Regions from separate parts of the Homo sapiens genome. Here region 1 is linked to region 2. Evidence: chromatin contacts called from ENCODE Hi-C or POLR2A ChIA-PET data. All regions are on one chromosome and are shown on one strand. The core of a region is the stretch at or near the end of the contact, and the rest is flanking DNA. Distances in the headings are between cores, read along the strand shown. Region 1 holds the start of LINC01823 (long intergenic non-protein coding RNA 1823). Region 2 holds the start of TFCP2L1 (transcription factor CP2 like 1).

Region 1 (3,300 bases), core at 435-2,934, 510 kb before region 2:
CCAAATACTGATGAAAAAATGTATTGACATAGCCAAGCAAAACTGCCCTGCAAATTTCCATTTCCTCACATAAATCACTCTTCTTATGTTTCTCTGCACCACAGCATGAGGCTTTTCTTTTGCTTTATCTTCACATAAAACGTCATCAAAGCATCTCATAAATTTGATTTGCAAATTCAACGTGTCACACCCATAACCCTGTCCCTCTGCAAAACAGAATCTCGACCAGCTGCTCTGAATACACCTCTAGAACAATGCCTGGAAGAGCTCATCAGCACAGGACATTGTGAAGACAACAAAACAACTTATGAATAACTGAACTCCCACTACAAAATGGGAAGTGCGTGAAACTGAGTATCGATATGTACAAACTAAACGTATAGCAGGATCCTGATATTAATTTTCAGCCCTTCCACCTAAGGAACCAGTAAAAACTCTAAACTGACCATCCCATTCTGTTCTTTTTTCATGTCTTCTATACAGGGCTGTTGCTTCCTTTAAAATCAGGGTCCATATTGTTACTTGCCAGAAATTTACAGGAAATCTCTGCCAACATTGTAATACAAAAATTCACCTGACATACCAAGTACTTTCTGCAATTGTAATGCTAAGGGTTGCTTCCTCCAACACAACCTGCTCTTGGTGTTTACATTTCCCTGGGGATGGCTTCCCACTCTCCGCAGCTTCAGAATCACTGTGTTCCGCCCACATTCGACAGAAGAGAGGGAGATTTTAAGTTTTATCTTTCTTGCTAGCTAGTCAAAGGTGTCTCCATATTAGGGTCCAGGGTGAAGATGCTTTCCTCTCTTGCACTGTCTCTCTCAACGTCTTTTAGCCACTGTCACCATCCCCAAGGTCACCATGATACTTCTATGTGACTGCCCTGACCTACGTCTTGAAAGAAGCTGGTCAACTCAGGACCTCATGGAACATATTTGTAGCTCCTGTCACACGGGCTACATGAGCACAGAAAGTCCAAATCACGAATTTTTTTAGAGCTGGCAGAGACTCTACAAATCAACTCCATCCCCCTCATTGTGGAAATAAGGAAACTGAGATGAGAAGAGGCGGGGAAGGGAGAGGAGGGGAGAGGAAGGAAGGAGAGGGGAGGAAAGGAGAAGACAGGAGAGATTCATTCATGTTTGCACAGTACAGAGAACAGAAGTTGCATCTCCTAACTCTTTAATGTCTCAAATAGGAATCATTCTGGATTCCAGACTCGCCATGGAGATGGGGCTGCCAGTGAGGATCTCTCTCCTCTACTGCTCTCCTGCAGGCCCATGCCTTCCATCTGTTACTGACTACTAAGCCTCCCTTTCCATCCCTTCCCTGGGCTTGGCTTACAGGTGTCCAGTGGAAGTGTCCACAGGCAGGGCCAGCTTCACAGGAAAGAAACCTGGACGGTCCCACAAGACCCCACATATAGAAAGACCCTGTGCTTTACTTAAATTTCTGCTGCCACCGTCTTGAAATTCTTAGTAGTTTTTGAACATACAGGGACCCCCCACATTTTCATTTTGCACTGGGCACTTACAACTACATAGCCAGTCCCATCCACAGTACATACCACATGAATTAGTCACCTTTGACTAGCTAGCAAGAAACACAAAGCTTCAGAATCTCCCTCTCACCCTGAGTGTGGGTGGAACCCAGAGCGATGACAATGCTACAGTGACCTCACCCACATTTCTCTTCCAGGGAGGGTCAAGAGTGTGAGCAAGAAGATCAATAAAAATTATCACTAAGCATCCTCCCTCCCTGGGCTTCGGGTTCCAGAAAACAACCCTTGTCCCCCAGCCCCAACTACCTATCTGTGAATATACAGCAAGTGCCCCCTTGGCCTAATTAACTAACCTCTCTGAGCCCCTGTTCTTTCTTTCCTCCAATTATAAAGGCCATAAATGCTCATTACAGAAAAATTGAAAACTACAGGAAAATAGAAGGAAGAAAAGGTCACCTGCCTTATTTAACACACATATTTTCTCTATAAGGTACATCGCAGCCTTACTATCTGAGCGTCATCACTGTTAACACTTTCGAGTTTTCCTTCTGGCCTTCGTTCCATGCCTACACTTTTTCACATATGTAAGGAAAGACCACCTTCTTCCCAGCAAGAAACAGTATTGGTCATCTTGGGAGCTTCTGCTGCTGGTGGCCTAGAGAGCCAGATGAAGGAGTAGAGAAATGGCAGCTGACTGCAGGATGGTACAAGAAGGGGAGGAGAGGAGAGGTGAGGAGAGAGGAGGGGAAGGGAGGGGAGGGGAGAGGGGAGAGGACGGGAGGGGAGGGGAGGGGAGGCAGCACCGTGGTTCTGCCGAGCATCGCGTGCTCTCTACATAGTGGTGGGGCTGGGGAAAAGAATCCAGACCTGCTGCAACCAGCCCAGCAGGTGACAAGGACCCCCTCCGCCCCAGCAGTGCCCTGCTCCTGTCACAGTTCCTATTGCAACCAGTATGGCAGGGGGTGGAAGTAAACAGGGACAAGAAATCTTCCACAGCTTTGGGGATGAGATCCTCAAGGAGCTGAGTAGACGTGGATTGTGGGTCATTTCTTTCAACCATAGCCCTTGTAGACTAATGGGAAAGAGTGCAGTGGCTAAGACTAGCCTCCCTCCATGACCAGAGGAAGAGACTTCCAAGGAGGTGCTGGTGAGGGGTGGCGAGAAGGGAGGAAGGCACTGCAGGTGTTCATTGCCCCCTACCCACCCTGCAGGCTGATGGCATTTGGGAAACACCTGCAATGTGAAGGAGTTATCACATCGTACACAGAACTGCATATCCTGGTTTTCCACATGACACTATATCATAAGTGATTTTCAATCTTATGATAAAATCTTGATAAATACTTTATTATTTTCCATTATGTAGATATACTGTAATCTATTTGGCACTACAATGAACATCTTTGTAGTTAAAGTTTTTCAGTATTTAGGATTATTCCTTCAGGCTATAATCTCAGGAAATAAGTAATTAGATTCAAATACTGTGCATTTTTCAGATACTCAATACACTGCTTTCCAAATTACACTAATTTACAATCCAACCAGATTAGATGACAGTGCTGCACATGGGAAAACACACATATACATATACACTCAATTCTCATTATTCCTGGTAGTTATGTTCTATAAAGTCATTACAAGCACTGAATTACAAATACTGAACTATGGCTCCTATGGGAAATACAGGGTTAGGTTCCTGCAAGCCTCTGCTCACAAGATTTTCATCAACCAATCAATACATAACCTTTTTTTATGAGTGTTCTCTTTAAAGACACCTCATTTATTACATGTTATTGATT
Region 2 (3,646 bases), core at 1,030-3,529:
CCAGGTCTGAACCATCTAATAATATTGACTGCCCTTCCTCCAGGCCTTTGCAGGAGCGTCTACTGGGCCGGAAACCTCCCTCCATCTCCACAGATTGGTTTCACTTCCACTCACCCATCCATCAGGAGATATCACTTCATGCTGGAGCCTCTTCGGAGCTCCAGAGTCCTCCTCTGTGTTCCCAGGGCAGCCTCTACGTCCCTGACCACACTGTACTGTCACTGCTGCTTACCCATGGACCTCTCCTGTTAGAACTCAAGGACGAGTCCAGCAAAGGACATGTTCTTTCCAGACCACCCCAGAGTGTCTCCCATTTAAACAATGGGTTTGTCATGGACCCTGATGGGGTGAGGTTGGTTGTGGGGGTCGGTGTTCAGGATGTTTCTTTGGAAGTTCCCTTAAGAGTAACCCCTGGGCAAGGAACTGGAAGGAAGCAGGAGGGAGACCCTGAGCAGGACACAGGTCTTGTGACAGCTTTGACTGTCTTCATGGGGAGTCCTGGGGCTAAAATACCCCATCAGCACTGTCCCCAGTCAGGCAGAGATGGCCAAGCTTTTATACTTCTGCTGGGATAGTCATTGGGATGTGGGCTATCCCAGGAGGGACATGACAGAGGGCAAGGCTGCTCTCTGAGCAGGGGCAGTTCCTGGAGAAGCCGATGGCTGGGGGACTGTCTGCTGACAGCACCACCTGAAGCCGGGGAAATATTCCCATTCTCCTAACAGGGCAGAACAGTGGGGGGCAGTCCTTGAGGGCTGCACAGAGGAAGTGGTTTGCCAGTTGTGACCTATGGCTGGAGGGAGGAGGGCAGGAACAGCAGAGTGAGGGAGGGTTTTACCCACATCCATGCGTGGGGGAGTGGGGAGTTCTGGACCAGGTCCCCAAGGGATGTCATTTGACTGGATTAATACTCAGGGACAGAATCCCCATCTCCTCTGTGCCAGGTGCTGTGCCATGTACTGGAGAACCGGATAGCACCTGGATAGGGGTCAGGGCTCCAGGGAACTCCACTCCCTCCTAATGGCCCTCCCCTCCACCCCATGACCCACTGTCTACACTGCTGCCAGACTGATCTTTCCAAAAGGCAAATCATACATGTGACTCCTCTGCTTAAAACACAGAATAAAATCCTAGCTCCTTGTCCTGGCCTGCCAGGCCCTCTGATCTTCCCCGCCCTCCTCACCTCATCTCCTAAGCTCTCCTCAAGACCAGCCATGCCAAGTAGGTCTTCCTCAAGGCTTTGGCAGTCACTGTTGCCAAGGGGGTAGGGAACTATGCCTGGAACTATTTTTCCCTAGGTGATGTTCACAGAGATGCTTCCTTTGCATCCATCAGGTCTCAGCTCAATGTCACCTCCTCCAGGAAGGCTTCTCTGATTACTCTTTTGGTGCATTCCTTTTTTCTTTTTTTATGTTTACTCAACAAACATTTATCTTAACTATGTCCCATGCACTGTTCTAGGCAGTGCAGGTAACGGGGTGTTAAGCGAGCCAGGCCCTGTCCTCTTGGAGCTTACAGTCTAATGGGAAAGACAATCAGTACACAAGTAAAAATAAAAAATAAAAAAATGTCGGCCTGACTCGGGGGCTCACGCCTGTAATGCCAGCACTTTGGGAGGCCAAGGTGGGCGGATCACCTGAGGTCAGGAGTTCGAGACCAGCCTGGCCAACATGGCGAAACCCCGTCTCTACTAACAATAAAAAAATCAGTCAGGCGTGATGGGGGGCGCTTGTAATCCCAGCTACTCAGGAGGCTGAGGTAGGAGAATTGCTTGAACCTGGGAGGAGAGGTTGCAGTGAGCCCCGAGATCGCGCCACTGCACTCCAGCCTGGGTGGCAGAGCGAGACCCCGTCTCAAAAAAAAAAAAACCAACAAAAAAACCCCCATGATTTCAGAGCGTCTGAAGTGCTATGAAAAAACAAGAGCGAGGAAAGGCGACAGAGAGGGCCTAGGCTGGAAATCTCGGAGCCGCTCTGGAGACCGGCCCTGGGCGTAGAGTGGGGAGCAGAGGCCAGAGGGGCCGTGTGGAGCGGGTTGGGGGCGGCAAGGGTCACCTGAGCCCCACATCGGAGTTTGGGGAGAGCACCCGGCCGGCCCTAGAGCCCTCTGGTCTGGCCGCCCCGGAGGCGCGCTCGCTCGCCGGAAAGGCACGCGCGGGAGTCAGCCAGGTGCGGCTGCCGCGGGGAGCCGCCCTCCGGGCCGCGCTTCCTGGGGGGCGGGTCTCACCGCTGTCCCGCCCCTGGGCCGCCGATAAATGCGCCGAGCCGGCCGGCACCGCGGGTTCGGAGCGCGAAGCCGCCGCTGGGTCCTCGGCGCGCCCCGCGTCTGCGCTTGCTGCCGCGCCCCGGTCGGCGCGCTGGGAGTTCCAGCCATGCTCTTCTGGCACACGCAGCCCGAGCACTACAACCAGCACAACTCCGGCAGCTACCTGCGGTAAGGGCCGCGCGCGGTCCCCGCGGGTCTCGGGCCGGGCCGGCGGGCCGGGCGCCGTTGGACGTCCAGGGGCGGAGAGGGGGCGCCCCTGCTGGGCCCTGGCCTCCCCGCTGTCCGCCCTCTGGGGACTGAGAGACCCGCCCAGCGTCCCGCCTAGGGACTGACAGATGGACGCCGGCGGGACCCGACGTGCGGAGTTGGGGGCCCGCTGGGGAGGCGAGCGCGCAGAGCCCTATGTCTGCGAGGGCTCCTCCCAGGCGGCAGAGAGGGTGCAGGGCGCGCACCTGCCGGCCCGCCGCCTCCCCTGGCCCGTCCGCCCCCTGCGGCCCTCCTCTCCCCCGCGTATCGGAGAAGCAGAGGAAACTTCCTGCCAGCAGCCTGGTGCCCGGCCCGGGGAAGTTCGTCCCCTGCTCTTTGCCCGTCTCCGCCGGGGCCCCTCTCCCAGCCTCGCGCCCTCTGCAGTGCCCTTCCTTGGACGAGGGGCGGGCGGCGGGCTCGGAGGGGCAGGCCGCCCCACTTCCCGCGATGGTCTTGCGCGTGTTCGCCCGAGGCCCGCGTGGTTATTGCCCTTGATGGAAATCTTTCTTCTGCTGGAGGGATTTGAGTAGTGCCCTTCAGAGGGGAAAGTAAGTCCTGCGTGTTTTGCACAGTTCCCCACAGGCCCCTCTTAGCAGTAGGACCCCGTGTGCTCTCGCTCCCGGAGGATTGTTTTTCCCTGTTCTGCTGCTGGCCGGGACTAATGGGCAGTCATTTCACTTTGTGAACTCGCCTGAACCAGCTTTAGCCTGTCCTTATTTCCATCTTAGTCACAGTTTATGAAATGTGCCTAATTTAACCCAAAGGGCATTTGATATGGGCTCAAGGAAAATGAATGATGAGGCCGAAGGAGTCACAGGCATTGACAGCCCCCATACTAGAGCTACCTTTAAGTGCTAGTTTTGGCCCCAAGAAGTTCCCACTTAGATCTTAAAACGTTATTTGTAATTCCTGGCTGCTGGTAGGTATTTGTCCTCCCTGAAGACATCCCCTTTTCCTGGAGGCGGGGGAATGATTGGGTTTAGTGGATGTATCTGCTGTTTTTATTCATGGGCCAAAGTAGTCGGAGATGGCAAAGGTCTAGAGCCTTAAAGGCTGACAGCCACCCGGCAGACCACGGTGATGTCACCAGAGGGAAGCCCAGGAGGAGATGTTAATCACCCAGAGATTAAGTGTC

Evidence for each region. Hi-C counts contacts between places; a loop is a spot of excess contacts on that map. ChIA-PET counts read pairs that join two places held with the same protein, here RNA polymerase II (POLR2A). Pooled maps may share reads with other maps.
Region 1: a pooled map shows a loop between it and region 2 (2.3-fold over the local background). The contact joins the promoter of LINC01823 here to the promoter of TFCP2L1 in region 2. A Hi-C loop is called at or near these places in 1 of 50 pooled maps. POLR2A ChIA-PET finds 5 or more read pairs at or near these places in 2 of 52 experiments (AG04450 and activated CD4-positive, alpha-beta T cell).

The regions. Positions count from the first base shown.
Region 1 is chr2:121,788,787-121,792,086 of GRCh38, reverse strand. It overlaps LINC01823 (long intergenic non-protein coding RNA 1823), which reads right to left and starts at 1,684. Exons shown (of 5, transcript NR_183364.1): 1 at 1,568-1,684. LOC105373590 (a long non-coding RNA gene) reads left to right here and starts at 1,723. Exons shown (of 3, transcript XR_923272.2): 1 at 1,723-2,230. RefSeq lists an enhancer at 1,281-1,942.
Region 2 is chr2:121,283,835-121,287,480 of GRCh38, reverse strand. It overlaps TFCP2L1 (transcription factor CP2 like 1), which reads left to right and starts at 2,279. Exons shown (of 15, transcript NM_014553.3): 1 at 2,279-2,433. The coding sequence starts at 2,372. RefSeq lists a silencer at 2,114-2,253.